Regions from separate parts of the Mus musculus genome. Here all the other regions are linked to region 1. Evidence: chromatin loops called from intact Hi-C (ENCODE). Cell type or tissue: heart. All regions are shown on one strand.

What was found. A loop is a pair of places that touch in the nucleus more often than their neighbours do. Peaks named below come from ENCODE experiments on the same cell type or tissue, not always from the same donor. Only the 100,000 strongest peaks of a DNase experiment are listed, where the experiment ranks them.
Region 2: a loop joins it to region 1, with 9 times the contacts of the local background. A loop is called at or near these places in 30 of 42 quality-filtered maps.
Region 3: it touches region 1 in a loop (8-fold over the local background); 30 of 42 quality-filtered maps call a loop at or near these places.
Region 4: it touches region 1 in a loop (4-fold over the local background); 11 of 42 quality-filtered maps call a loop at or near these places.

What each region holds. Positions count from the first base shown.
Region 1 is chr19:22,879,333-22,887,332 of GRCm38, reverse strand. Trpm3 (transient receptor potential cation channel, subfamily M, member 3) reads right to left here. Exons shown (of 26, transcript NM_001362491.1): 10 at 3,349-3,449; 11 at 1,851-1,985. Among named protein-coding and RNA genes, the nearest start is that of Gm52388, 43 kb to the left of the region's middle. In heart, a CTCF peak has its summit at 3,161 (motif pointing right); a DNase peak (open chromatin) is centred at 3,202; H3K4me3 peaks cover 725 bases; H3K27ac peaks cover 372 bases.
Region 2 is chr19:22,547,746-22,555,745 of GRCm38, reverse strand. The region is part of intron 1 of Trpm3 (transient receptor potential cation channel, subfamily M, member 3); the gene reads right to left. Among named protein-coding and RNA genes, the nearest start is that of Gm33649, 76 kb to the right of the region's middle. In heart, CTCF peaks have their summits at 1,017 and 3,381 (motif pointing left); a DNase peak (open chromatin) is centred at 1,225; H3K4me3 peaks cover 513 bases.
Region 3 is chr19:22,334,035-22,342,034 of GRCm38, reverse strand. It overlaps a transcript of Trpm3 not described here. Among named protein-coding and RNA genes, the nearest start is that of Trpm3, 110 kb to the left of the region's middle. In heart, a CTCF peak has its summit at 4,430 (motif pointing left); no DNase peak of the experiment used is centred here.
Region 4 is chr19:22,626,592-22,634,591 of GRCm38, reverse strand. The region is part of intron 1 of Trpm3 (transient receptor potential cation channel, subfamily M, member 3); the gene reads right to left. Among named protein-coding and RNA genes, the nearest start is that of Mir204, 120 kb to the left of the region's middle. In heart, a CTCF peak has its summit at 3,073 (motif pointing right); no DNase peak of the experiment used is centred here.

The DNA.
Region 1 (8,000 bases):
TGATGGGAGCACTGCAGGTGACTACCACCTGTTTGATGATGGGAGCACTGCAGGTGACTACCACTTGTTTGATGATGGGAGCACTGCAGGTGACTACCACCTGTTGATGGGAGCCCTGCAGGTGACCACCACCTGTGGATGGGAGCACTGCAGGTGACTACCGCCTATTTGTTGATGGGAACACTGCAGGTGACCACCACCTGTTTGATGATGGGAACACTGCAGGTGACCACCACCTGTTTGATTATGGGAGCCCTGCAGGTGACCACCACCTGTTGATGGGAGTGATGAGACCTTGGCTTGAGGTCTAGGAATAGGCTTCTTTCTTTCCTTCTTTTCCAGGCTTTGGAATGACCCTTCGTACCGCCATAACTCTCTAACTGATTTCTAAGTCATGATGCCCATTATTCATTACTGTAAGTCTCAGTGTGTTGAGGCAAGACAAGCTTGTAGGGGAAGCAGAAGTCTGGATCTATTCTGCCAGCTGACTTACTTCCTGCAGTGGCATTAAGATGAAGCTAGCTGCTATTACCTACCGTCTGCCTTTAGTCCGGGCCGGTCCATAGCTCTATCCCATCACACTCAGGGTGCTGGGACAGACATTGTGGCCAGTGAATCAAAAAGCAACCTCTGAAAAGAGGCTTAAATTTGTTACTGAGTTCTTTCTGCCGTTGTTGTTATTCAGAGATCTAGGACCTTTAATCAACTACTTCTTAGTCTCTGTGTATGTTTTACTCTGTGTATGTTTTACACTTTTGTGACTACAAAATTCATGCTGCATTTCCTATGCAGTGGGGGAGATGAGGCTGTTAGGTGATAGGTGACTTGGTTACAAGGGTACCTTCTTTGTAAGTGGAATTGAGGGCTAGACAGAAGTGGGTTCATATTTCTGTACTTCCAACCTTTCTGTCCTAAGAGGACAGCGTTTGCCCCTTCCAGTGGACACATTCTGGAAAGACAAAGTGACTCTCACTACATAGTGAAGCTCCTGGCACCTTGATCTTGGACGTCCAGCCTCCAGAACTGTGACAAAGGAAAGCATGTTCTTTATAAATTACTCAGCCTCAGGCATTCTGTTGTGGCCGCACAAATAGACTAAGACTGCCACAGTTTTCTCATCTGTGAAATGGTTAAAAAAAACAACATCAGTTCTTTAAACACACTTGGCTTTTTTAGTGAATGCCACTGCAAAGAACAGCCACTACCACACATGTTTTTGGATGATTCCAGGGTATTTTATACTTTCTATCATGGTGTGGGGGTGCAGGGTGTGTGTGCATGCGTGTGTGTGCATGTGTGTGTGTGCATGTGTGTGTGTGTGTGCATGTGTGTATGTGTGTGTGAGTATGTGTGCATGTGTGTATGTGTTTGTGTGCATGTGTGTGTGCATGTGTGTATGTGTGTGCGTGTGCACGTGTGTGTGTGAACTTAGTAGCTCCGAGGATGGCATGGTGATACAAGCTACTTAATAAGCATCATTTGATGGTTGGTGCTAAACCAACCCTCCTTGCACTATTTGTCACCAACACCTCCCTGGGCTTACAGAGTGCGTGTGTTCCAATTGACAGAGACCTGCTTGTGGTTTTGAGTTAGAATCTGAGAACAACGCCCTATGGTGATCACGACACCTTTTGCCTAAGATGCTGACAACTGAGCAGTTAGAACAAGTGAGTTCTTGGTGACTCGGTGTCTGTCGTCTATCCAGGTGTAAGGGAATGCAAGTGAGGAATGACGCATGCATCACAGGAGAGACAGGAAGAGAATCACAGGCATGGGGGTATGGGCAGGCAGGATGAGGGAAACAAACAGAAGAGAAAGAGAAATGAAAAGGCATCTTAGCTTGGCCCTACCGTATTGTACAGTTCCTCTAGTCTGGAGATGGTGAGAAAACGGTGCATGCTTACTCCATTTTCTATGAGTAATTTCACAAAATCCACTCTGTCCAGGACTAGGGCATCCAGCATGGCTTGCTCCAGGGACCCTACCTGCAATTCAAGATATTCACTTAGCCTGCCCACGTCAGAGAAGCGCAGTTCCTCCGGGCTCACCCAGAAGGCTTGATATCTGCAAGTCTCTAGATAAACCAGACAGAGCCAGTGCTCCGATGCCAGGTGGCACCCCTGGTCCTGGAGGCACAGGTCTTGGGAAACAGAAGTCAAGGACTCCAGGTCTAGAAGCTACTTTCTCTCCTAAATCTCTTTCTTGTTCTGGAGCCTCAGGATCCAAGGTCTTCCTCCTGATGGATTCTCTGGCTAGTTTTCTGCTGTGCCTGTACAGGTGGCACTAGACACTTTCCTGCCTTCCTTTCCTTCTTTCCTAGGCTCTGAATGAGAGCCCCGGCTGACTTGAGGATAGGAACCCAGGAAAACATAGCTGAGGGCCAAACAGGCCTGGACAGGTGTGCAGGTGTGTAGTAACGGACACTCCGGAGGCAAACTGGCGTCACATAACTTAAGAACAATGTATTTTCTGGGTTGGAGCACTGGACTGGCTGTGATTTGTATTCTTCTCACGTTCTCTCATTTTTTTCAACGTCCAGATTCCTTGACAAATACGCTCCCCGATTAGAAATCCTTGAACTCTATAAGGACAGGTACTCAGTGGTGGCCAGAGCTCCTGGGGATGGAAGGTTCAGAGAGTCTTACTTCCAAGCTGATGCTGGGCTGCCACCCGTGGATGCGTGCGCACATCACCCAATGGCCCATTTCCCAAGTTATGATTTTTGACAGCCAAATGACGGGGGAAAAAAAAAAAGCCACGGGCAGTTATATAAAGCTTTGGTTCACTTGTGCTGGGATAGGTCGACCTGCGCTCAACCACCAGGACCAGATGGTACCTGTACACAGAGGCCTGGCCCATTAGCAAACCAGCAGGAACGTGCCGCCATTTGGTGGCAGCAGCTTCCTCCTTCTGCTCGCCTAAAAGACAACCAGAAACATGCGAATCCTCTCTCTCTCTCTCTCTCTCTCTCTCTCTCTCTCTCTCTCTCTCTCTCTCTCTCTCTCTCTCTCTCTCTCTCTCCCCTCCCTCCCTTCCTCCCTCCACTCCTCTAAATTTTAACTTTTTTATAACTGTATCTTTAAAGATTGAATAATAAGATAGGCTATGCGTCCAAAAATTGCTAAGAGCCAGGGAACCTTTAGTGGTGCGCTTAGCAATATCGTCCACTAGGTGACAGCATGTTCCCAAACACGAGACTGCTGCCCAGCTATGCTATGCAAAAGAAGATTCCTCCATCCCCGCCCCAACCCCGCCCAAATTTCTGATCCACTTTCAAAGGTTCCGTTAAAAACCCTTGTCAAGCGCATGGTGGCTTTTCAAGGGTAACGACTACGACGTATACTCTACCGGCCACTGCTGCCCGTAAATAAAGATCTGGCTGCGAGCGATGTCAACTCTGTTCCAGGCTAAAGCTAAGCTCAGTTGGTCTGGGGCGGATGCATTGGCACCTGTATAAAGTGGGACGGAAAAACAAAACAAAACAAAACAAAACAAAACAAAACAAAACAAAACAAAACAAAAACAAACAAACAAACAAAAAAAGACAAGAGAAACACAGTAGTTAGTTATGCCACGAAGACCCTTCCAGTCACTTCTTCATCGATTCCTCTTCTCCACAACCAAGCCGTGTGACTCCATTCCACTAATGACATTTTGTGTGTGTGTCTGTGCGCGCGCGCAGGGGGATCCTTCTTTGCCACGGTCTGTTTTCCTGTGCACTGTAGATCTATCTTCTATCTATCTATCTATCTATCTATCTATCTATCTATCTATCCATCCATCCATCCATCTATCTACTGTTTATTTTAAAGACAGGATGGGGCACTCATTCCTGGCTTGGCTTCCTCGATGTTGGAATAGCAGGTGAGTGTCGCCATGCCCGACATCGATTGCATTTCAATACCCAGTAGCCACGTGTGACTAGAAGCACACATAACATTTCTGTCTCTACAGAAGGTTCTGCTGTGATAGGCATGTTGTCCACACATGCGGCCCCTCAGCAGCTGCCTGTGTGGCTGAGAACAGGTACAGCCTAGAAGGTAGTGGGAATATCTTGCATCCTCTGCTGTCCATCTTGTGGTTGGGTGAGATAGGACCTCTCTAAGCCACTGTTCTGCCAGCTAGAAAATGAAAACAATAAAAATTATCCTATCTTATTTAATAGAGATGCCCTGCGACCAAAATGGAATCATATATGTGAGTTCACATGCCAACAGGTTTTTTCCCCCATTGATACCCTTGGCGTATGGAATAAGAGACCTCACTGCACCCTGCTCCATTTTTACTCTACTGAATATCCTACTAGCAGGGGAGAGGAGAAAACAGAAAGCACTCTCTTTTGGCTCAGAGAATTTGAAAAGTGAACATATGTTTGGCAAGCTCTTAGGAATTTCCATGTGTTGTGCTAAGGAATGTCCCAAGCGGTCCTAGACTTTGGCTCTTGCTATCTGCACCGGGCAGATGAAGATGCTCAAGTCCAGGTTGGCTAGAGTGACAGGGAAAGGTCACACATCTCCTAACAGAATGCCCAGACACATTTATTATGGGGCAGTGACATTCTAGCCAGAGCCAGCCATTGTGAATTCTGACCATCCCCACAAGCTCCTCCTTGGGGAAGGTTAGAATCAATATGAGGGCCCACTTCCTGCTGACCACACTATGAACGTATGCGACCCCCACCTGGGGCTGCTTGTCAGCATTATCTGGAGATCTTTACACGAAGGCTGTGACAGCCCCGCACCAATTCCATCACATTGCCAGGAGTCTCTGAAGCCCCCAGATGTTCCCTGTGTGCATCAGGAGCAGGAATCTGCGGACCCAGATGCCTCTTTTCCTGCGTGACCGTCCCATGCCTTTTTCTTCTGGACTCTGCAGATCGATACTAAGCAAACAGCAAACAGCAGTGGGGGTGGGGGAGGGGGCAGGGGCGGGGAGAGGATGTAAAGAGCTTGCTAAGTAAGCACGGGACCTTAGCTCAGTTCCCAATAGGGACATAAAAACTGGGCATGAGTGTTTTGTGCCTTTGATCCAGTGCTGGAACAGGGGTGACAGAGACAGGAGGATCCTTGGGATCCACACATGGCCATATACACATATGTATGTACAGCTCTATACATACACATGGGCATATATACACACACCTGCACAGAAAGAGACAAATATAGAGGAAAGACAGGCAGATAGACACACACACACACACACACACACACACACACACACACACACACACACACACACAGAGAGAGAGAGAGAGAGAGAGAGAGAGAGAGAGAGAGAGAGAGACTCTTAGGCAAACAGCTGGACATGGTGGCTCACTCCATAATTCCAGCACTTGAGAGGTCGGGACAGGAATGCTACTGTGAGTTCTAGACTAACCTGGGCTACAGGATGAGACACTGTCTCAAAAATCAACGAACCAACCACCAACCAAACAACCGCGCACACACTCAACTGAAGTGATTTGTGCAAACAGTGTCCATCAGCGGATTGTTTCAGCACTTCTCAAGCTTGAGCACGGGTGTCTAACCCGGCATGCCCCTGCAGACCCTTGCGGCTCACCTCTACATTCCGACTCAGGAGTTCCGGGTGGAGCCTGGGGTTTGTCATTTTTTTCTTTTTTATTATATAGGAGGTTGGACCCAGGGCTAGGCAAATGCTCTACCCTGAGGTCCATCTCCAGCCCTGAGCCTGTGTATTTCTAACAGGTTTTCAGGAGATGCTGTTGCCCCACCCCCCTCCTGGGACAATCCTTGAGTGATAAATTTCTTGAGAACTTTGGGTTGTGTTTCCTTCACAGGTCTGACTTTGGAGTCCACAAGTTGATGGTTTAAGTCTAAGCCACATTCTTGGAGTGAATTGATTACTGTTTGAAATAATGTCTATTAATTTGATTCATGCAGAGGATTTTTTTTTTTTTTTGTATCAGGGCTGGAGAGATGGCTCAGCGGTTAAGAGCACTAGCTACTCTTCCAGAGGACCCAGGTTCAATTCCCAGCACCCACATGACAGCTCATGTCTGTCTGTAACTCCTGTTCCAGGGGATCTGACACCCTCACCCAGATTTACATGTAGTCAAATCACTAATGTACATAAAACAAAGATAAAATAATAAAAAGGAAAATCATTTATTGTCGCAGATAACAACAGGGAATGCAAACTCACGTCAAGGTAATGGAGATATGAGAACGCGTATGCCCTAACCTGGAGGAGGAAAAAGGGAAGGCTCACAGAAGGTGGCTTTTTAAACCATTTCTTATTTTCCCTCTTTTAAAAGTCTATTTTTGTATTTTAGTTGACACAGTAAGTACATGTTTATGGGCTATGGTGTGACATTTAGACACATGTACACTGTATCTATGAATAAGATTAGAATCACTCAGACAGAACATTTGTGTATATGTATTGAGAACATGCAATTCCCTCTAGTATCTGTTTTAGAAATATAGTCAGTTGTAAACCCGAGTTTTCCTATAGTGCTACAGCACAGTAGACGTTACTCCTCTTACCAGACTGTACCCCTGCACACATTAAACACCTCTCTCCACCCTCTACCCCTTCCTTCCCCACATCACCCATCTCTCTACTTCCATGATATCAATGTTTAGTTTCCAAATCTAAGAGGAACTTGTAGTGTTTACCTTTCTGGGCTACGTTTTTTTTTTAAACTTAGCATAATGTCCTCCAGTTTTATTTCTGTGGCAAATTACATGTTTCCCCAGGTGGGTTTTTTTTTTTTTTTGTGAATAGTATTGCATTTTGTATAAATACACTACATTTCTTTAACTGTTCATTTGGTGATGGACATCTGAGTTGATCCCATATCCTGAGTATTGTGAATGGTGCTGCCATAAACACACAAGCCCAAATGTCTCTCTGCTGTACTGATTTGGACATGGAATAGCCACATCACACAGTAGGGCCACATCACACAGTAGGTCTGTTTTCTCTAAAAAAAAGGTTTTTGTAAGATTTATTTATTTTGTTTTATGTGATGAGTGTTTGGCCTGAATGTTTGTGTATATACCATGTGCGTGCCTGGAGCCTGCAGAGGTCAGAAGGGGGTGTCAGATCCCTTAGAACTGAAGCTAGAGAGGGTTGTGAGCCACAGGGCTCTGAACTGCTGAACTGGCTTTAACATCATCCTCAACTCTCCTTCCTTCCTTTCTTCTTTCTTTCTTTCTTTCTTTCTTTCTTTCTTTCTTTCTTTCTTTCTTTCTTTCTTTCTCTCTCTCTCTCTCTCTCTCTCTCTCTCTAATAAAGGCTATATCAATTTAATTTTTAGGGGGAGAGGAAGGGAGAGAGAGAGAGAGAGAGAGAGAGAGAGAGAGAGAGAGAGTGACTTTGCTTCTTTCGCTGGTCCTCTGGTTGATGCTTACATGCTGGGATGGTTTAGTCATCCCTGTCATCATTTATGCGTCACAGGTTTGTACACTACCCAAGTCAATAGTAGCACAGGCCTGAGCAAGAGCCTACAGAGACGGGAGTGACTGAGGTCAAGGGGAGCTACGGGCCTGAATGTAATTAGGAAAGTGTCAAATAAAAACATGAAGCCAATGAATTTTGGCTTTTCAAAAATTGAAAATACATCACTCATGAACCGTCCTGGATGACAGTTTGGATCAGTACAAGTGATAAACCACCGAGCTTGCTCAGGACCGTGACAGTTCGACATTGAAATTTCTGTATTCAGGGAGACACCTCCATCCTGAGTAAGATTGGATGGTGGCTTACACGGCCCTTAATTGGCTGTACACTGGAATTTCCTGCAGAAGTTTAATACACTCTTGCCTGAGATGCATCCGTAGAGATGTTGGTCAACCTGGTCCTAGGCACTGCATGCTCTAAAAGCTCTCCATGTGCTGGACATGGAAAGCAATATTGTGTGGGTAACACACATCCATTAGTTGGCTCACCTTTCCCTCATGTATTTTGCATCCAAACATACTGATCCTTAGCACTTGGTAGACACTATGTCAGAATGGACACCAAGTCGAGAAAGA
Region 2 (8,000 bases), 330 kb after region 1:
AACACACATTGTACTATTATAGTTTCAAGTTTCTAGACCTGACCACTTTACCTTTGAAAGCAATACTTTTCCTTTTCTTCCTAGTCAACCCGGGCAAGTTTGCTCAGTACGACCACCGTTTCCATTCTTGCTGTGGTTTGCATCACACCCTTTTGAGGCAGCCACCATCTCCCTTAGGCTTCTGGTCCCATTCAAACTCCCTTCGAGATGGTCTTTCCATTTTCTTTTAATGATAGCTTCCTTTCCGGGATGGGTTACACAGGGAAGACACTCAGGCAAGATGAGAAAGAGAACATGCCCACCCCAGCAGAACCTCTCTAGAGATCAAGAATTAGGAAAGCGGAGACCTGGTAATTGGCTATCCATCACACCTGAAGTACTATGCAGGTGTGCTGTCCCTTGAATTAATTGTTCCAAGCTGTTGAATATTGTCTCTGGACACCAACTTTCCCTTTCTAAATCCTCCAGGCAATCAATAGCTCATTTCAGATTGTAGCATTCTAAGACTTTAGCAGTACAGGGCACTTTTTTTTTTTTTTTTTTTTTTGAAAATGATCAGAAATGACAGGCAGTAATAGTATTGCCCTGGGTGCCTGGGTGAATCTATGCTTCTCAAATATAAAAGAGTAAAGGGCTCAGTAGGAAACCTGAGGGGGAAGCTAAAGACTGGAAACCCCGTGCAATTAGCTCTCCAAGAAGGAGGCTTCTGGAGAACACTTGGCTGCCACAAGTCATATCATGGGTTCGGTTCGGTGTGCTTTAATTGCCCGTTATTTTCAGCATGGTGGCATTTTAAGGCTTTTTTGTTCCCTAACAGAAGATTGGTTAAATACAGCCATTGACTCATGTGTTGATCCAGGGCTATTTTTACCCTTCGGCACCTTGCATTGTCATTTCAGAAGGTGCAACAGTTTCTGGGCAGTCCTCCCACAGACATCTAATCTATCCACGTGGGGAGCACGGGAGCACGTGGACCTCCTAGCAAGATGCCCCAGCAGGAGTCCCTGTGGGCTGGGGAAAAACTGCAGCATGCAGGGCATTTTCAAAGTCAGAGCCCTCTGTAGAGAGACGGGGGCTTTGTGCCAAGACCTTTTCATATACTGAAAGCCCGATGTTTCAGATCTCATTTATCCCAAGAAAGCTGTCAGGAATGGCCCCTGCAGAGAGAGCTGACCCAAATTGTGACTTCTTTCAGGCCAGGGAGGCCCCTCCAGGACAAACAGGAAGCCATCACTCAGCATAATGTATTCCCACTGGGAACAAGCAAACAGCCTTCTGTTCAAAGCAAGGCTCCCAAGCCCCGGAAGTTGGTTTTGGCTCAATGTGACCCTAAAATCAAGTCAGACGGAATGAGTTTATTAATTCAGAGCCTGAAGATTTGGCTGGGCTGAATATTCAGGCTGAAATGTTGAATTCCACCTCAGTTTAGTCATTCTTTTTGTTTGTTTGTTTGTTTGTTTGTTGTTGTTTTTTCGTTAGCCATTTTGAAGGACTACTAAGATTTGGAAAGAAAATACCAATGTTGGGTTCAGGTTCATCCCCAGATATAAAAGTAATTCCCCCAGCATATGGTTTCGAGTGAAAGATACGTTTTAAAGCATGTACACACAGCAGAATGAAATTTTTTCTTACTTTTATTGGGATCTAGAGAAATTCAGATTTTTTCTTTGTAATTTATTTGCCTCTCCTTTGTCGGTTAGCACCCCAAATGTGTCTAGCCTGATTACCTTTGGAGCCAATTAAACAGGGTTTGCTATTTAAATAAGAATCACCGACAGACAGACAGGGAACAGCTCCAGACTTTGAATTCATTAAGATGTTTCGATGCTTGTAGCTGTTACAAGAAGCCAGCAACGCAATGCGCATCTGCTTTCTAGTCAGCAGGGTCACCTCAGTCTGAGAGGTGACATGTGGTAGTTTTGCTATTTTTTTTTCCATTAGTGTTCACAGAATAAACATATTCTCAGAATCAAATAAGTGGCTCTGTCCTCCAACCCATCGTTCTTGGCAGGTCTGTAGACGGAACGGATAATACGATGCAGTTGCTTCTATAAGCAGTGGCAGCTCGAGAACAGTCAAATACCCTTCTTTATTGAAAAGACTTCAAGGGATTCAGAATACAAACAGGGTCATTTTCAAATATCAAGGGTCAGATTTCCTCAATTCTAGCTAACGGCTTTGCATTGATTGTATCAGGTGTCGGGTTGGTGTAGAAGAGGCTTAAACGGTGTTACGTGGGAGGGTGCCCGAGTGGATTCTGTTTACAAGTACTTCTAGAATCCAAAGCCATTGTCAGAGTTCTCTAGTCTTGAGGACAAGAGTCCGGGCTAGGCTAAGTGATGTGGACTGGGAACCCTAGGACCTACTCAGAAGGTAGGGCTGTGCACAACGTCTGGGCTGTGTATATAACCAATTCGGCAATCATGTGCCTTCTGATTGAGTGTAGGAATGCTGGGTAGCTAATAGAGAATAGAAGTAAAGAAAGAGACATAACCCGGGACTCTCACATGAATGTCCTTCCTACCCAGGTTACCAAAACAAGTATTAGCAAAGATTGTGGGAGTGGTGATTGTTATCTAAGCACTGGGGAGGCTGAAGCAGGAGGTTCACAGATTTGAATTCAGCCTAGGCTACATTGTGAGATTCTGTCTCCAAAACCAAACCAAACCAAGCCAGATCAAACCAGACCAGACCAGACCAGACCAGACCAGACCAGACCAAACCAAACCAAACCAAACCAAACCAAACCAAACCCAAAACCCAAACCAGAAAACCAACCCTAAAATAAATAACTGCTGTAGTGCTCACACATGCTGAGATGGAGGGTCTGCCTGCGAAGTCCAGACTGTTCTCAAACATACAACCCCTGTCTTTCTGCCTCTCTATCCTCTACCATCACATCTGGTTCCTGAGTTTACTTCTAAAGGTCTTGGAGCCACACATAACTCGTAAGGACACTGGCCAGAATCAATGCAGTCATGGTCAAAACCAAAACACTTTATTCCCCCAACCCTGCCTTAGAAATAATGTAGCCTTGGAAAATAAACCGTTTGGGAGTCGAAGCAAAAAACATAAACTTTCTAACTGAAGAAGGAAGGCAGGACGATGGCGCTGATGGTAGACTATTTGTGAACAGGCAGCTGAATTGCGTTCTAGGAAAGGAGGGAGTTTTAAACACGTGTTGCATGGGGGGGGGTGGTGGTGACAGCACATTGGAATTCAGTCACTTTAGTTTTGGTTTCACTGCTTTGCTAGCAGAGGAAGATGTACGTGAATAAGCAGGGGGCCTACTGGAATGGTTTTCTATAAATCTAAGCAATAGAGACAACAGTGTAGGTGCAGCACCAAGCAGGTACCGAGTCTTGGGCGCCCCCTTGTGGTTAATATGCTAAGACAGGGGGAGGATCTGCACTGAGCACTCTGAGATCTGAAGCCCATAGACTGAGTTTCTGCATCTAGTTATTAACTCATTCTTCAGCATTTCTTTGATCTCACTTCTACACAGAAGAATTCAATGCAGAAACGTCATCAAGAGATATACTTCTCTTGACTAAACTTGGATACCTTGGTCTTAGGGTTTGAACCTTGAGATCAAACAACAGCCTCTAGAAACGCATCTAACAAGAGCGGCATGTCTTTGTAATGAGAGGTCTCTAAAGCTTTTTGAATATACAACAAAATTATTCCATACAGACGTCACCAAAATTCACTTAGAACAGAAATCATGCTTTCCCGTGATTTTTTTCTTCCTCCATTATATCTCTGTTCTCTAGAAACTGAACTAGATAAATTCTTCTGCCTTCTTGTACAAATAGTGTACCAGATGAGTAATGCATGCTTATTCAGTTATGATGACTAATGCACTTCTTAGAAATCATTATTAAAATGTGAATCCCTGACCTGAAGAATAATAAACATCTCCTCCTTGGATATTCCCTCTGTCTCCCAACTTTTTATTTGAATAATTCAAATCTGCAAAATAACTGAACCAAAGCTCTCCACTTAACCGCTACGCCTTGTTGTATGGAATTACTGAGTCTTAGCTTTAGCTACCGTAGTACTTTGTTTGCATGTACCTTTTAGAAACATAGCCCTTTCGAGCTCAACCACATCATTAACCTCACATGAGGAGAAACGTGATATCGGTCCACAGTCGAGGTTTCCAAAAATGTCTAATCATTCTTGTTGTTTGATTCAGTACACAATCAAATATGGTAGGGCCCTTGGTTTGGAAGTGGCTCTGCCCATGTAGGTGAGCCCATTGTGCTTGCTGTTTCTGCCTCCCTTAACTTCCGTGTCTGGCCACTTCTCAGCTGTCCAGCCATCAGCTCCAATTCTTAAACTTTTCAGTCTAACTTGTTTCATTTTGGCAGATTTAGTTTTAACATGTTGTACCCCTTGAACCATCTTTCCCCCCACTTAAGGGTGTTTGCTCTTTTTTTTTTTTTCATCCCTTTGGGTTCCTTGTCCCTTACTGTGTGACATTTATGCAGTCAATCTTCTGTGGATGGGCACTGGACTTTCCCCACAATTTTACTATGAATAATGTTATAAAGGTTGTGTGTGTGTGTGTGTGTGTGTGTGTGTGTGTGTGTGTGTGTGTGTGTATGTGTGTCCTCTATTGCCCTGGGTGATGCTCTGAGACTTGCTATATAGAGCAGACTGGCTTGGTTTGTTTCCCCTATGGAGATAATATGATTTCTCTCCCTAGATAAATTACTATGGCAAGTTTACTAGTGATATGATGTTATTATAAGATCTTTGAAATATTAAAATATATTTTCCTCCATCATACATGTTACCTAAGGTCTACTCCATCTTGTGTGAGAGCAGGCTGCCCCTTCAATCCTGTGGCAACTTTGTAACATTGACATTCATTTCATACTTGTTTCAGGAGGATGCTTTGAGAGTTATTATTTTTTTATTTGTGTAAATATGAAATAATTTAAGTGTATGTGAGGTGATGAAGCCATGGGAGTCTGGATAGAATTTACTTTGTGCTTTGATAACTAAGTGTGCTTTATACAAATTGGTCTGCTGAAGTTTTCTATCTCTTAAGGCCAAGGAATTGCCTTTACTTAGGAAATTGCTTATTTCAGTTAGATTTTTTTTTCAATTGATTAGCACAGAGTAGGACAAAAGACCCAAAATAGTTTTTTAATTTCCTTTGTTTTATGAACTTTCCCTGCTGGCATTTTTTTTATTATTATTATTCTATGGATTCATAGCTTTCCTGTATATTCACACACGGTCTCCCCTTCAGTTACTGTTTGTAACACTTTTCCTATATGAGAAGGTTTATTTAAAGAACAAGCTCTCTCTCTCTCTCTCTCTCTCTCTCTCTCTCTCTCTCTCTCTCTCTCTTCTCTCCCTCCCTCCCTCCCTCCCTCCCTCCCTCCCTCCCTCCCTCCCTCCCTTTTCTTCCCCCCTCTGATTTTTAGTTCATGGATGCCTGCTTCTGTGGCTATTCCTTTCTGTCTTCTATCATTTGGCTTAGGTTCTTCCCATAGGGATTTCTTAGGTCCTGGATTCTACAGATTAATAACACTATGTGATTCCAACATCCTAAAACTTATGATTGAACAACAGAGGAGAGAGAAGCAAACCGAGGGTCGTTTGATAATAAACCGTTGGCCTCACAACTGCAGTCCTACCCCTGCCTTCAGAGTTCTGAGGGTTACAGACATATATTATCATGCCTGCTTTCATTTCTTCATTTTTAGCATCCAGAACACATTTTTACGTGTATTTCACACATGCAGCATTGATTTGGGTTTTGTATCATGAGCCTGATCTTAAAATTGTTCTTGTAAGTTAGGCTTAATCCGCTTATGTTTATTTACATGAATGAGATGTCTTGCCTCAATGCCATCCTATTATTTTATATATACTGCTGCATTTGTTATGGTTACTACATCTTCCACTTTCTCTTCATAACAAAAATCCTTTTGAAAATAATTAATGGTTTAAATTAAACCACTCTGGCCCCCTGAGTGCTTTTTGCTTAGCCTATTTTTATTAGGAGAGCTTGAGTTTGTCAACTGAAAACACAAATCTAGTATAAAGATGCCCTAAATAAATATTTCTCATTTTTGTTCATCAGTTTTTTTTTCTTACATTTGGAGTTTAAGAGAAAACAGACATTATTTTCCCCTTTGCAGTGGCTCTATGGGTGGGATGCTGTCTGACATGCAGGTACTCACGTGACACTGGGCCCTACTTAAGCTAGTGCCCTTAGTTTGTTTGTTCTGACAAACGCTCACGAAACCAGGAACTGAGACTCTCCATTCTGCTTTGCCAGGCACTCAGGAGAGGCATCCACACCTCTGCCAGCTGTGGGCAGTGCTGCTCAGGAGTCTTGGATAATAAAACAGGAGTACATTCATCGTTTTAGCCTGGGACTGAGATGAATGCAGGCACTCCCAGTCATACAACCTGGGCTCAGACTCTGTGGAAATCGGCCATTGCCTTGAGTTGTGCTCTACTCAACAGGTAGCATGGACATTGAAATAATAGTTGTAAACTGCTATGGAAATTTACGAAAGAAGTCTCTGGTTTTGATGTCACGTAAAGAGTGCCTCCTTTATCACACAAGACTTTGAACTTTGCCATTAAAGCCTTCACACTTGTTCTGAATTTCCACTTGATAATCCAAAGCTTTTCTTGTAAAAGTAAACTAAGCAGAGAGAAGAATCAATGATCCAGACATGTTTAATTTCATTCTTGAAAGGCTGTGAACAGATTTGTGTCTTGAGTGAATATCCACATTTCACTGAGAGCAAGTATTGGTTGTGCTGAGCAGTGTGTTAGATGGAGTTTCCTTTAGCCTGAGAATAGTTAATTCCCACCGTGAACATATTACATGTCTCTGTAAGTGTGTGTGTGTGTGTGTGGTGTGTGTGTGTATTACAGACATACATCTTCAAATGTTCAGGTGAGGTGCTTTAAGTCACAGTTGTGCAGCCAGCATCTATACCCATCACCCAAACATTCTTTATCTTTTTCCCCCCAAACAAAACAAAACAAAACCCTTACAATGCAACACTAAGTCCCATTGTTGCTGCCACCACCATCATCACTGTCAATGCCCCACGCCAGCCATGTCACTTTTAGTGTCTGTGAATTTAATTACACTAAGTGCCTCACATCAGTAGAATCCCTCAGCATCTGTCTGTCTGTGTGCTCATTTTGCTCAGTGCGTCTCTACAGTCCGGACATGTTGAAGCCCGTGTCAGCATTTCTGTTCTTTTTAAGTCTGCACAATATCCCATTGTATGTGCATACATATTTCTTGTTTGTTGTACTCAACAGGGACATTTGGGTTGCTGCCATTTGGAGCTATTGTGAATAATATAGCTATGGACAAAAGCGTACAAATAGCGCTTCTTGTTTTCACTTCTTTAGCGTGAGTAAAGCAGAGTAGGATTGGTGGGTTGCATATAAGTGGGTAAGAGCTACAGAATTCAGAATTCTCATCTTTAAGGAATTTGCATTATTGCCTCACAGTGGCTGCATCTATTAGTGTTTACACCAACACTGTGCAAGAGCTCCAATTTCTCTACAAACTCACTACACACCATCTGACCAGATTACGCCCTCTGTGTTGTATTGTGTCATATGCTTACACCAATAATTTCACACTCACAATGCATGAAAGGCCATGTGAGTTTCCCCTTTCTGTCTTGACTTTCTTAGGTGACTTTATCCCTTTAGTTAAGGTGCTTATAAAGAACACAAGGAAGGCGAGAAAATGCAAACGCTCAGAAGCAGTATTAACCAGACATGGCGATGGATACTTGGTACTTAGTAGCTCAGCACTTAGAAAGCCAAGACAGCGGAATTATCATGAGTTTAGGGTTAGCCTGGGCTACACATTGAGTCCCAACTCAGTTTGAGACAAACCATAAGGCTGCATCTCAAACTAGCAACAAGAACAGAAAAAAAACTCAGAGGACAAACGGAAAGTAAATAATGCGATGAATTATTTAACCAAATGTACG
Region 3 (8,000 bases), 550 kb after region 1:
GGTTTGCCCTTGGTGGTTAGATTTTTATTTTTTAAGCTCCAAAGTATGTATATTTAAGAAAAAACAATTAGAAAGAAAAGCACATTCCTCAAATTCATGAATAACATTGGTCACGTTTTGGATTAAAAATTGTATTATAGTTTTAATTGTTTTTAATACATACAAAAATAATTAAATAAAATATAATAGAATATTATACAAGAACTTCTTTTTGTTTTTGTTTTTGTTTGTTTGTTTGTTTGTTTGTTTTTGGTCTTTTGGTTTTTTTCGAGACAGGTTTCTCTGTATAGCCCTGGCTGTCCTGGAACACACTTTGTAGACCAGGCTGGCCTTGAATTCAGAAATCCACCTGTCTCTGTCTCCAAGTGCTGGGATTAAAGGCATGCGCCACCACTGCCCAGCTGCAAGAACATCTTAATGTCTGTACATGTGTGTGTGTGTGTGTGTGTGTGTGTGTGTGTGTGTGTGTGTGACGTGGTGTGGTAGGGGTGGGGTGTGCTATAGCATGTTTTGTGGGAACTGGATGGTGACTCTTGGGAATTGGTTGTCTCTTTCTACCAAGTGGGTCCCAGGATTTGAACTCAAGCTGTCAGTCTTAGTACTAAGAGTTTTTAGCTATTAAAAAATCTTGCTGGCCCAAATTTTGGACTTTTGAATGGAGAAAAGTCAGTGAAGTGAGAGATTGGTCAAGAGACCATTGCATACAGAGTCAGCAGCAGTCCTGAAGGTGTGGCCCCTTCATGCACTTGGTACATGGATTTAGGATTGGAATCACAGGAATAAAAAGAAAAGCACACAGTGACTTTAAGGAATAACAACAAGGCCTGGATTTGCACCCCATGTAATAACCGTTTATATAAATAACTGGTTTCCCAGAATTTACTGACATTTGCCTACAATTACGTCAACCTACTTTCAGGGTACGATTAAAAATAGGATTTATTTTGCCGTCTCAAAATTGGCCTCTGTAAATTCCAACAGTTCTAATTTATCTCCTTAATAGAGAAGATTTAGCTGTGAGACACTTTAATTAATGCTTTCTCTGTACTCCGTAGCTGGTTACTACCATTTTAGCCTCCTTAGGTTTCATGTGCAGCACGTAATTCTAGTGTACAAAGAAGCAAATATAGGTTACTGAAAGGTTACCTCTCGGAATATTTAATAAAAGCAAAAAATAGCCAAACAGAAACCCTATTTCAAATGCCAGACTGTTGAAAAGCCAAATTCAGGGAAGAGAGTCTGCCGATCTCTGAGAATCTAAAATGACTTCAGTGAGAAATAGCAGCAGCTTGGGGGTGAATAAGACAATTCCCGAGACAATCCGCAGCAGCTGGCAGCTCAGAGCACAAGGTGGTAATGGTCAAAGACACTCTCCAGGGTCCAGCCTCTGTGTCCTGGAGAACTGGGAGGACAAAACTCGAGGAATCAGCAGAAAATGGCAGAAAAAGTCAAAGACACAAGGTAACAGTTAACATCCAAAGTTGGGGGCAACTTATTAAACATTAGGAAGGGAGACTCATGGCCATTTGATGGAATTTATAACAAGCAGATCTTGTTTTGTAAGAGAGACCAGGCAATTATCTCAGAGTGAAGAAGGAGCCCCTACAGGATTTCCATTGGCCCTGAAATGCCCCTGCAGGTCTGTCTCCAAGGGTTGTTCTCCATCTGGTGGCACTCCTGGGAGAAAGTGGATCACAGCACTCCTCAGCCCCCCTCCCCACTTGCCCTCCATCCAATCTCTGCTTCTTTCTTACCAAGAGGTAACTACCCTGCTCTGGCTCTGTCTTCACCACAGATACCAGAGTTACAAAATAATCAGTTGGTCATTGCATGAAACAAAATTTTCCTCCATGAAACCTGTTAACTCGGGTACTTTACTGCAATGATGGACCATGGGCTCATACAGAAGACAGAATCCAATCACTTTCTGCAGCCTAGACATTGCTGATATCTCGGGATTACCGCTCAACACTTATAAACTTGAACTATGCTTTAAAGCAGGAAAGCTCAGAAGTTTCAATATTTATCTGCTAACAAATGATTCCTTTTATTAGCTAAATGGAAATCTGAGAGGAGATAAATGGGAAGATATTTGCTGTGATACAAAACAAAGCAGCCTTCCCTGGGCTGACAGCATAATCTCAAAGGTGGGTGGACCACTGTAACGCTGAGAACACCGAAACACCTGAGATGCAAAGGACCTCCTCATTCCTCTGGTAACTGAATCTGTTCATGTTCTCCCATATCACCAATAACTGTGAGCAAAGAAAAGCCTCAGCAGTGGTCACTTGCCAAGCTCAGACCCATTTACACTCCTTCCATGTTTTCCATTGGGAAATTCTTCCCTCCACTAAGTGACTTAGTGATAAGTCTAAGAGTTCAGGCTCTGATGGAAATCAAATTACCCCACCACTGTGTGACCCAGAAATGAGTATCCAAGCAACGCCAGGCAAAGGGAACAGAGGGTGTTTACTTCTGGGGCCTTTGGGTGGAGTTAGATGTCTTTTATTCTTTTGGACAGTCTAGTATCTAAGCACAACTGCTAGACACACAAAATGAACTAGTGGCCATGAAGAGACAAGCCGGAGGACAGAGCTAACAGATGGGAAGGTAGAAGGGGAAGTCAGAAAGGTTAGTCCTTAGCTTGTGTGCTAACCAACCTGTGACCATCCGATGTCACCTCATCCCCTCATCCCTTTGCATTCTAATTAGCTGAGCATTTGTTTCTTTACACTGTTGTTTGCCAGAATCCGATCTTAACTGATTCAAAGGTGCAGCGAGGTAATATCAAGCCTGCTTTCCAGCCAACCATGACTTGGTTCTATACTGTCATCTTGACTTTCCCATTCAACCTTAACACTCACAGAGAGCCTTGTCGTGTCAGTCACATGTTACGCCCAGTTACTGCCACACACTTAAAAAGCCTGCCGTGGCGGCGAGCCTCCCAAGGATTGACATTTTGGAAGGACTCTCAAGATTTTAAGCACACACTTGGTGCGTTTTGAAAGCAGAAGCTTTGAAAGAATGCCTTAGCCAAAAAAAAAAAAAAAAAAAAAAAAAAATTACAAAGAAAAACCACTTGAGGCTCTACAGATAAAGAATTCATGCAAGGATGGATGAAGGAGGGGCTCACAGGTACCTCTCACCTCCTCTGCTGAGTAGCTATTTGTAGTCAGTGGTTTCTGGGAGGGAAGGAATCCTTTTCCTTTGGGAATGTGTGCACTGGTAGGGTGCCCATGCCACAGTGGATGACCCATCCACCCACCCACATACAGGTAGCACTGATTTGATTTCAGGTTATACCTGGGAAGAGGAGAGGTTGGGGTGGGCCAGGGGAAGTTTGAGGGGGCACACTGGATATAATCAGAATACAATGTCTCCATGTATGAAATTCCCAAAGAATAGATTTAAAATATTGTGTTAAAAGTTTCTCCCACAGGAAAGTAGACGTAACTCAGAACAGCTCGTCTCTAATGGGTTTTAAGCCATCTATGACTTGCTGCCTTACAGAAGGTGCTAAAAGCAGTACCCCATGCGGAATGAATTCTCTGACTTGAAAGCTCTCTCAGCAGTTGCTTGCTTCCCAGGCTGAGCAATCCCAGGCTAGCTCACCGGGAACACTTTCTGCACACTCTGAAAGAACAATACCTAAAGGTACAATCACTTAAACCTTTCTCTTATAAGTGCCCACCCCAAATTTGAATAGGATCAAAGTAAGCTAGTGAGGATACCAGTAAACTCAGAAGAGAAGTTACGACTCTCTTAAGAAGTACAAAACCAATTGTAAAACACTAATTCGCCTGCATTATTCCAATCATTCCAAATTATCAATTACTTGGGAGCACTAATGTGATTGTAGATGTATTCCCCGAGAATCTTTAAAAGTGATAAACAGTGAAAGTATAAACAGCCATGTGTTTTACTACAGCTAATACAATTTGAAGGTCCCCTATGTGAAATTATAATATAATCCAACAACATGATGCTACTTAAAAAACTAACAATAAAGCCTTAAGAGAAAGACATCACACATATCCACCCCCAATAAATATTTTATTACTATATATCCATACAGTCTTTTCATTGACTTTAAAGACTTTTACATAGACTTTTATTTTCTTTAAACATAGACTTTTTCTTTTGGTCTAAAAATATAGCTTAATTAGAATGAAAAAAATCATGATTAATATGCTTCCATGAGTTGGTCCGAACATCATCTCATTAAAAACATTATACATAACTGGAATTGGGTTTGGGGGCGGGGGTAGAAGGCTGCCATGAGACAAGGACAACTGCAGAATAGAACACAATGAAGACAGGGACCTAGAAGAAAACCAGGAGTCGCTTGCTTTTGAAAACAATGGAGCAATGCCATCAAGTGGCTGATGAAAGAATTCCTCAACGGAGGAGGGGATTTATTGGACACTGCCATCTGGTGGCTACAGTGGGGGATTATTTTTAGACTTCAGTGTTAACAATCAAGTATTTGTTTCATGTGGTCATTAATTTAAGGCTCGAAAGGTCCTCATTGCCATTAACAGAGTAAAAAGTATTAACTTTTATAATAAAGCTTAAAGTGATGGCAGAATCATAGGCAGTTCTAGCAATGCACAATCAGTCACATTCCATAGGAAAAAAAACAGCTTGGAAAACAGTTTATCTAGCTTAAGAAATAATTTGGTAAATCTCTTATGTAAAAAGATCAAAATAGGAAGATATTTAACCTTATACTATATATTTTACAATGAAATCACCAAATATTTACTTTTCCTTTCCACATCTATCAGCAATCTAATGTTTTGTTTTGTTTGTTATTTTTAACCCAAATCAGAGCTGAGCAATCCTGTAATAGATTAGCTCGTTTATTTCTACCTTCAAAAATGTTACTGAAGCTATTTTTTGAATTGGGTAACTGTCCGGACACTTAACAGACCATAATGAACAGAACAGTCTTAGTCCGTGTCATTAAGTTCTTGGCTTGGATGTCCAAATGTAGAAGACCAGTTATGTCCTGGGTAAATGTATATCAACAGACAGGACCATGGCTTTGTCACACGCACACATTCCCATGGGACTGAAGTATTAAATGTCCACCTTAGCTTTCTCTCCCAGATGTTTATGGCCCGATGACTGCTCCCACACTGAGATAACTCCTACAGATTAGCTAAACCTGTGTCTCTGTTAGTGTTTTGCAGTAACTGTGCCTCCTGTTCAAGGTTGAACTGTCTTCAGTAAACCCAGTGAACTTCCAAAGCGCCGAGGTTTCCCCAGCAGAGTGTACAGATCCAAGCCTTTGTATATGTCTCTTCATTCCTTCATCACCCCGCTTAGCTCATGGAGCTATGTTGGCTACAGCAGACTCATTTCTATCACCTTGCACAAAAACCAACTCCAAATGGATGGACGGCCTGAATGTGAAACCTAAACTGTGAAAACTGATGGAAGGAAAACATGGGCAGTACCGCATAAGGTATAGGCAGGACCCCACATGGTATAGGCAGGAACCCACAGGGTATAATCAGGACCCCACCGGGTATAGGCAGTGCCACACATGGTATAGGCAGGACCCCACATGGTACAGGCAAGACCCCACAGAGTATAGGCAGTGCAACACATGATATAGGCACTGCAACACATGTTATAGGCAGTGACCTACATGGTATAGGCAGTGTCCCACATGGTTTGAGTAGGAAAGGACTTTCTGAACAGGACTCCACTTGCACATGAATTGAGGCCAACAATTGACAAATGAGACCTCATAAAACTGAAAAACCTCTGCACAGCTAAAGAAATGATTGTGTAGAGAGAAAGCCCACGGAATGAGAGAACATCTTTGCCAGTTACACATTTAACAGAATGTTAATAAGGAAGTTAATAATATGTAAAGAATTCAAAAAACAAAGAGTCCAACAACAACAAGAGAATGGCCCATTCATAAAATGGGCTTAGGACCTGAGCAGAGAGTTATCAAACTAAGATAACAAAATAGCAAACAAAACAAAACAAAACAAAGCACACACACACACACACACACACACACACACACACAACCACCTCAAAACACATTCATGGTCCCTAGTAAATAGGGAAATGCAAATCACAACACATTTGAGATTCTATTGCATCTTAGCAGAAGGGCCAAGATCTGCAGAAGCACTGACTACAAACGCCTGAGGGGGATGCACAACGGGCGCCTTCATTCACTGCTGGTGGGATCACAAAGTGGTGCAGCCACTGTGGAAGCCAGTGTGGAGAATCCTCCAAAAGCTAAAAATGAAATTACCGATCGAGCTATGCTACTCTTTGGCGTATGCCCCAAGGACCTGACACTCTGCAGGTGCTTGCTGAGCCATGCTCTCTGCTGCTTTCTAGACCTGGGAAATATAAAGAATTTCACTGTCCATCAGCCAGCAAATGGCTAATGAAAATGCAGTCAATGTATAGCTCAGAATACTAGTCAGCTGTAGAGAAAGATGAAATTATGAAATTTGCAGGTAAATTGACAGAGTTAGGAAAGATCCTACTGAGTGAGGTAGTCCAGACCCAGGACAAATGCCACATGTTCTAGATCATCTGCAGTTTCTAGTCCTAAATCTTCAGGGTTAGTACATAACCAGGAGTACCTGCAGAAACCAGGAAAGTAAAAGGCTCCAATGGGGGTGGAGGAAAATGAGAAATAAAGAAGTGGATGGGAGGGAACAAGGGATTTGAGGAGCAAAATAGGAAAAAACAGGGAGTCTTAGATTGGGGAGGGAAAAGGGAGAAAAGTATAGAAAAAGGGCAAAGAATGATAAAGTAACAATAATTCTCTGAAAAACTCAAAGGATGGATCATATTATTATGTGTCTACCTAAATTTACATAGAATATATATGTCTGTGTATACATATACAGAATAAAACAAAATTCTCATTTGGATTGATAATGCTCCCTGAAAGAATCATCAATTACCTAGTAAAATCCCAATACCAGGTGTGAGGGACCCCCCCCCCTTTTGAGTTGTTGGGCACAGTTGTCCAAGAGGTTCCCCAAATCTAGGCTATTGCTGCTGCCCTGGGTTGCCTTCAGAGGCTGAAGTTGAGACCCTAATGCTGAAGACACTTTGGAAACAGTACACAGAGGATTTCAGCTGGTTCAACCTGAAGGCCTCTTTCCTGAGGACTTGCTTTCATGGAACCAGAAGGAGCCATGCAAGTTTCCAAGGGAAGGGGAGCAACCACTGCTCTGACCCAGGTGTTCTGCCCAAAACAACCACATGCGAGTGCAGTGGAGGCACTCATGGTCTTGTAACCAGCAGCTCTCTCATTGGACCAAAGTCCTGAACAACGAGAGGGAAATCCCACCTGGTCCTGGACACCTAGCCAACTACCTAGAGCTAGTGAAGTCATGGACCTTGGATGAGATGCCACAACCACCACTTTTCTAAAATGGTGTTATTCTTAGCTGCATTCTATATGTGTATCCTTATACCCACAGATAAGCATAGATCTTACTTTCCACAAGAGAAATATCTCCTTGCAACAGAAGCTGTTACAGAAGACCACAACAGATCAAAGTGCAGAGGACAAAGGACCATGCAGTGCTCATCCCCCGCAGACACATCTACAACACAGCTCTTGCACCTAAGCCTCAGGGGTCATAGCAAAAGAGAGGCAGGAAGATTTTAAGGTCCAGAGGATCAGCAAGTTTGCTCTGAGATTGGATCTCCTAGAAATGCCAGAGAAGCTACTTTCATGAAGTTTGATCAACATGGCTGCTTAAGCAAGAGCTGGATAAGGATGGCACCATACACATGCTAATATGAAAGGGCAAATCTCCCAGGGCCTCCATCTTAGGCAAAGAACTCCAGACACCTAAGGTATTCTGGGAACAGCAGAAATAGTTTTCTCTGGAGAAGAGCCCCCAGATTGGTTATCTAATACCAATCCTGAAAGTGTATGCGTACAAGTAATTTTATATAGATTGAGCAGGTTATATTTATGAATTTAAGGATATACAAAG
Region 4 (8,000 bases), 250 kb after region 1:
TTCTTTCTCAAATGGCATGGTCTCGTGAATCTCCAGTTGACCCTCTGAAGGCACCACTCCATGCCTGTCAGAGGGAAGGCTGCAGAAAATATCTGCATTCACACTAGCAAGGCAATGGTTCATGTCAGTCTGTCTATCTGTCTCCCCCCTGGGTCTTTTGCTCAGTCTGATGAATTCTGCGCTGAGCTGGGATTTACTGTATGGACAGAAACACATGACAGAGAACGGATGGTGCCTGTTCCTAGAAGGTCACCCAAATCTGAATCCTGTCTGACCACTAGAAGAGCCCAGAATAGGTTCATTTTCTAGCAGGTCTTCAAAATGAGTCAGCAGCCCCAGCCAACACCTGAACTACAGTCTTCTGAAAGATGCATAGGAAAAAGGACCCAGTTCAGCCACTGAACCTAATAGATTGCAAAACAAATAAACAAACAAACTTGCCCTTAGGCCATAGGTGTTGGGGGACATTTCTTATAGTCATAGGTGACATCTGGGCCTGGGAACTAACTAGGTTGTATGAATGTCCTTTAGCTTGAGGATGTCTTAAAGGGGGTCTTATCAAAGAGGAACAATGGTGACAGCTCTCATTGAGAAGGACACCACTGGACAGCTAAGGTCTTATGGGAGTCTGCCATGGCCAGCCAGAGAGGAGAGGTACTGCCTGAATCAAAGGATATAGAATCGGTCCAGGAGATAGAGGTGGATTAGAGTCTCTGAAAAAAAGTAATAAATATGCCCCATATACAGAAGTCTGTAAAGTCTACATAGTGAGCCCAAGAGTCTATGAGGCCAAATTATAACTTCGCCAGTCCTTTAAGTCTTTGTTCATCGGCCTGAAACTTGGACAGAGTAGCCTAGGCATCAGAGAGAAGAGGGAGGAGGAAAGAAAGGCTCGGCATACTCCTTTCTCTTGTGTGTTTCTATTAGGTCTGAATCTCATGATGGGAAATGTCCCTTCTGAATAGGTTTATAGCTCCCATACTTGATCAGATGTCCCTAGGATTGTTGGAAGATTTTCTTCATGAGAGCAGACATAGAGTGCCTTATGATCTTGAAGTGACTGGAGAAAGTGTGAGGGTTTTGTTTTTTTTTAGGACATTTTGCCCTTCTGAGGTGCTGCTAAATGCTGAAAGTGAGTTTGAAAATAGGGGTCTCAACCTGGGCTTCTGACATTTGGGTCCATAACTCTCTGTGCTGAGACTTTATTAAGTCTTACTAGTTTAATAAACTGAACATACAAATCAAATGGAGACATTGGAGAAACAGCTGTGTGGTTCTTTGTCTGAAGAAAATTTGGGGGAAGTAGAATCTCACATTTGAAAAAAAAAAACAAAGCAAAAACAGCCCACTCCTTTAAAAGAAAACTATGCACAAGTAGAAAAAAATATTTCTACAAATGATAAACTACGGTGCCTGTCTATGGACAATAGGGTGGATGTTGTAGGTTGTTTGACTTTGCTGGAATTTCTTGATTATGAATTTGAACCAACTTAAGATGATGAAAAAAGGAGCCTGGGAAACCTGAAGGAAATGTTTGTTAAAATAGCAGTACGTCTTCACAGCACTTTCTGCCTTTTTTTCATGGTCACACGCACTCCTACAATGGCACAGGCTTCGTCTTAAGAAGACTCTGGAAGGGGGTAGAGACTGTGAAGGTTGTGGCGCCCACATGAGACTAACAGCAGCCAGGACTGGGTGCCTACTTACTCACCTGTTCCTAGGGCTTATTAATGACATTTAATAGTTTCTAATAACAAATCAGCCTGTGTTACTTGTAGGAAATTATGGAAAGTAGAGCAAATGCCGAAGGTCAACAGTGCCACATATCCTTTCCTGTGAATAATGAGAACCAAGTCTTTCTCACTGTGAAATGGACATGAAGTTAAAATCTTAGCACAAAAGGAAGGGATTGTAGGTCCCTAAGGACATCTGTCATAAATAAAATCTTTGTTCTACCTGTACAGAGGCGTGTATCTCCTTTGAGTTTTTCTTGCCACATGTCAGAGCAACATCCTAAGGATTTCCACTATAAAAGACACTGGGAACTAGTTAGTTGCTCCCCTCCAAAGGCCTGCATTGATTCCTGTAATCAACATATTAGATATAACTAAAGTCTCTGCCTTTATGCGTCTCCTTTCAACCAGTGAGATGATTTTTGCCCCTAGATGTTTGGTAAGGTCTGGAGACATTTTTGGGTTGTCACATCTGGATAAAAAGATGACCATGGCATTTAGTGGGCAGATGTAGAGGTTGTGTCAAGTCCTGCTCAGATGCACAGCCCAGCCCCATAGATACAGCAGAGAATTACAGAGCCCCAGGTCAACACTGTGAACAGTTCATTCTGTGGTCATCACTATCTCTTTTCCTTGTTTGATTCTCCCCCTCCCCAAGCCATAATTACACTGATTATCAGCATTTTTCATAAACCTTACTAAGATGGTACGATTTTCCCACATCATTATTTTTCAAAATGTGACACTTAATGCAGCAGGAGCATCTAGCGCATGATTTAACTGTTCCTCACTAATGATTGCCAGCCCCACTTCCTCAGCATCTGAAGTAACGTTGAAATGAACATTCCTGTTTCTATTTCTCTCAGACTCGTCTTTAGGTGGCTTCCTAGAACTACAATTATTGATTCAAATGAAATGAGCACCTTCTCTTCTCACTCCATAACTTTCGCCATGAGGTTGGGCAGCTTGAGGACCCTGATGCCTGCTCTCCTGTGTACCTGAGTCGAAGGCTGAGATGCTGACATCACCATTGCATCTTATAGCCTGTGTGTGATCTTGAGTCTTTGACCTCCCCTCTCCTAGCTGAAGGTGTGAGGTACCCAACCATGTTCATCTTGTTCTAATAAATACATCTTGACCACTTAGTCTACAAAGTGATTTCTCAAGGCTTATGTCTATGAAGATAGAGCAAGAACAGGGCTTGGCAAATTTCCCTGTCCTGTGAGCGGAACCTACCTTATTGTCACTAAAGTGACCACAATGCCTTCACATGACACATACACAGGTAGCAAAGAGCTTGGGCCCCCAGGTTTACTACACAAACATATTTCCCTGCCTGCGCCTCTCCAGCAGATGGTGCTGTTTTTCCAATGTTTAAACTTACTTCACTGCAAATTATAACTTTTGATTGATTGTGCAGGGCTGCTCAAGGGTCTTTAATGAAGTCTACTTTGCGCTTTGCTAGTATTGAAATTGCTCACAGGCCCCAAATCGAATGGGAAAAATGAGACGGCGTACCTCAAACATAAAACCAGTCTGCTCAGATTGATGAAAACAACGTGTTTGAAAAGTACCGAGGGCAACCAAATGATGAATCACCTCCCCACAGCAATGATGGATTAAATTTAACTTCTTTCCTAGTGACTTAACTTATTTCCTAGTAGCATAGGAGAAAATGGTTTGGGGACGCTGTGAAACTCTGAGATGGGAGTTGAACAGGGTCAGTTACAGAAGACCGTGAATCGTGATAGGGTTTCATATTGTTCTTAGGGCAGATGCCTACAAATCGTGAGTATTCCTAGGTCATGAATTAAATGGCGGGTGTTAGAAGTTACTGATTTTGCCAAACAATTTGCTGTTTGGCTAGAGGAAGAGGTGTAAGAGCTCCTTTTGGCCAGCAGGAGCAGAGATCAGTTCTTCTTGTCCACATGGGTTGCAAGTCCTCTTTAACACAGCTGGGGCTCAGAAGAACTCTTTGCTTTGTTGAGGCAGTGTTTACAATGAGGAAAGTAGGCCAGTCTAACCTTCCTGAGAACAGTGTCAGTCCGGGTGAGGATTCGATTTCAATGAGGTACCTTGTCTTCTATTCATGACCAGGGAAGAAAAGAGTCCTCTTAGAAAAGGAAAAGAACAAATCCAAACAAACAGAAAACAGACCACCCTTAAAATTCAGCCCACAGTCGGCACATCCCAAACACCAGTTACCAAATCCACAGAGAAAATCCATCCAAGTTTCAGAAGAGCAAACACAGTACACAGCCTACTGGCAGTTGGTTGCCAAGGCAATGAGCTATAGTAATTTCTACTCCAACTTTGGAATATGATGGATATGTTGTTACATGTTAGTCAAAGAAACAAACATATATTACAAATTATCTAAGTAAGGAATGCCGAAGTCCAAAGCAGGACAAAACAGTATTTCTCAATTATTTCTAAACATTTCTGGATTAACCCAATTATGGACTATTTTTATATAACCTGGTAATACTAAATATATGAGCCCCTTTTATTTCACACACATACACATGATTGTACATGGACTTGTTTTTTTAAAAAAAAAAATCACAAAGGTAGAGTCTCCCTTGCTGGGCATTTGAATAGAGGCAGGGCGAGAAGCGTTAACATTCTATTTGAGATCCCTTGGTATCTAATGACATCTCAAAAACAAGTCACAACTTATGTAAGCTAACTCCTGCTTTAAGGAAATACAGAGATCATTATCTTTCTTAACCTATACTCCAGTTTTGGCCTTTAATGCTAGAACTTAACAAATCGAATCATGTGTAAACCAGCAGGCATTGCCTTTAGATACCTAACTTGCTCATCTCCACATCAGCTCCATCTGATGGATTTTGTTTTGTTTTGTTTTGCTCCTTGAAGTACATCACATCTGGTGATTGGTTTTACTCCCGGGGATGCTTAGGGTAGACATTTTGAAACTAAATTTTTTTTAAAGCTATCAGTGACTTTATAGATTTGAGATCATAAATGTTCATGTGGCAAAATATATCAGCTAAGACTTACAGTCAGAGAAAACCTTTGCTGACAATGGTTCCCTTGTCAGGCAATAGATTCAATCACAAAGTTTTCAGCTTAAAGGTGAAAATGAACCAGCTCTAAGGGGACTCCATTGCCAGTCATGTGAAAGCTGGTGTGAGAAATCTCCATGACCGTCACAGTTGAAGGGCTCAGTCATATTTGTCAGGGTCTCATACCATAGTTTATTATCGGCATACAGAAATGCTTTCCCATTTATCATCACATTGTATCTGAGAATTCATTGCACTCGGTTCTCTTTTCAAGGGAAGCCAAGAGAACCCGAGAAAAGTTATTTTATGTGTAAGCTTAAGAGACTGCATCTCCCTACATTTTTGTAGGTAATCAAATTTACTTTCATATGATCATACTCTGTATGTAGGAGATAAAAATACATCAAAGCATGGATAAGACACAGTCAGATGTGAGTTGAGTGATGCCAACAAATGCTAGTCACAGCATTGCCTAAGAAACAGTAAAATAGTTTAAACACCCCAGGCAGACTTAAGGACATTGTTGCCTTCCAAGTCAACTTCATTACTTAGAAAAGCAACTTAAGTTAGAAAACTAAGCTTTCTTGTGGAGCAAAAGCAGAAAGTAAGCACACTATACACTTTCTCAGACTGCCTGTTTCCAGTAGGTCCTTTACAGGTCTCTGCTATTTACAAGGTCTTTTTGAACATTGTTCTGTGTTCCTGAAGTATGTTTGTTGGGTCTTGGCACTGTGGAGGGTGTCCCATTTCCTACAAAGGAGAGAGTTGGCAAAGACACAGCCACCTGTCCTGCCAGCGGTGTGATTTATGAGAAAACTATCGGGCAGGAATAATCAACTTGGGTCTCCCTTCCCTGTTGGACAAGGCCATTTCTCAGTGGCTCAGGCTGTTTCCTGCCCATGTTCCACTTTGTTGCAACTTTCTCGTTTTTTTTACCAGTGAAGAGTTTCTAACCCACTTACGAGTGATATCTCTATCTCTCTCTCTCTCTCTCTCTCTCTCTCTCTCTCTCTCTCTCTCTCTCTCTCTCTCTCTCTATCATATATATATATGTATGTATATATATATCATATGATATATATACATACATTTAAAATTAGGAGTGTTCTTGAGACATTTCTTATTTCTAAATCAATGCATGTTCTGCTTGGGCGCAGAGGCTAGATTGGAGACTGATTCTTTCTGAAAATTCCTGTAAATTCTGAGTAATTGCTCTATCTTTCAGGCCATCTAGATATTTAGGTAGTAGGAGAAAGGGGACACACATGAGCCTGGACCTGGGATGGAGTGCTATCTCTGGGTGTGCATCTAGGTATGGGACATCGGTAGGACTTTCTCTCCTTTTCTAAGTCAAACAGAAAACATAGCTAGGACATGTGGAAACTGGAGCTCTGTGACCATCACAGTGCTGCTTGGCTTGCATGGCCTCTCTGTTTATTTCACTGTGACTGGAAGCTGTGCGTTTTTGATTGAGTTCTAAGAAAACTCCATGACAAACATGAGCATGGATGATAGGTTATTTCTCTGCTGGTGAAATGAGTTAATTCATGCCTGATTAGAATATATTAAAGCTGCTCTTTAGCGGGTGAGTTCACTGGCCCCAAGAACCTAGGCCAGGGAAGGTGACCTGGGGAAATGGAGAGGAAAGAGAGAGAGAGAAAGAGAGAGAAGGAGAGAGAGAAAGAGAGAGGGGACAAGCTCAGAGAAGAAGAGAAGGAGAAGAAGAGAGAGAGGGAGAGAGCAAAATGTCTGGATTATATAGGGAGGAGCCTCTGGGGAAAAGGCAGCCCAGTTTCTGGGCTGGAAAGTGCAGGGTTTGGGGGCCAGGGTATGCCAACTAGGGACTGAGGGATGCTAGAGAGAACCTGGAGGCCAGGCAATCAGGCAGCCTCATGAAAGGATGTTCGATGCTCCGTGCTCTTCACGTCTGAGAACTTGCCCTGATCCTCCGCCACTTTCTGTGGAGACGGCTTTGAATGTGTTTCTGTTGCTTACATCCAGCCTGTCTCTGAGAAAAGCCTTGGCTTCTGTTCTGACACAGATTGACATTTGATGTGTGATGAGAACTGTTATGATTTCCAGCCTGCCAGCCAACCATAGCTTTTTCCGTGGTCCAGGACAGGGCTCAGTACCCAGTCAGGATAAAGTACAGTCTACATGCTCTTCTTTCAAGCCACCCTAATGAATGCTGGAAAGGAGCTCTTGGCTTACCAAGTGGCTGATTTCCAACATCCTTTTAGTACTGCTTTACCCATAACCATTATCTAGAGGTGATGCAATCTGAGGCTTCTGATAGAAGCCAGAATGTCAGGCTAGACCCATGCCCTGTGTATGTAAAGCTTTATCCTGTATGAATATACCCATGATAAGGCATAATTCATAGCTTAGGTAAGTAAGAATATTAACTATAAAAAGTAGGCTATGATTACATATTCTAATAATAAATGATAAAGCTTATGAATATTTATTTCTGGAGGTTCCTATTTAATCTCTTCAGATTATAGTTGCCAGCAGCTAACTAACCCACAGAAAGCAAAGTCACAGGCATATGAACAACTGCATGATTCTTCCACACAGCTATTCAGGTCTTTGGAGCCAAAGTCACTTGATAAACCAATGGTGGGATGCTTTTCTAGTATTTGATAGGTCCTAGGTTCAACCCCATGGACACATACACCCTACACGCACCAAAGTCAAACATGCATATTTTTTATCTATTCTATCTTCTTTCTTCCATTCATCTGTTCATTTACTCATTCATTCATTCATTCATTCGTTCACATTGACTGCAGTACTAGGAGTTAAACTCAGGACATTGTGTGTTAGGTAAGTATTGCCATGAAGTTATACCCCTATTGCTATTTCACACATCTAAATCTTAGCATTGACATCATTGTATATTAATATTAACGCTTACAAATAATTAAATCTATCCTTTCTGTTAAGGACGGAGATGAGTACTACAAAGCTTCATTAATGTTCTATTACGGAGGTGTTATGTTGTAAATTGTTGAATTCTTAAACAGTAGTTGATGCCCTAGAATCCAACTGTGTGGCTCTGTGTGCTTGTAACGCTAAGTGACCTATATGCAAGTATCTTCAATCTCAAGTTATAGCCTCACACAGTTCAGGAAAGGCAAGGTCAGTTTCTAAGAAATCTACTCAACACAAGCAAAGCCTTGTTCCAGACTGTTTTGTTAAGATGTGGGCTTGAAAAAAACCAAGAAAACCAGAGTAA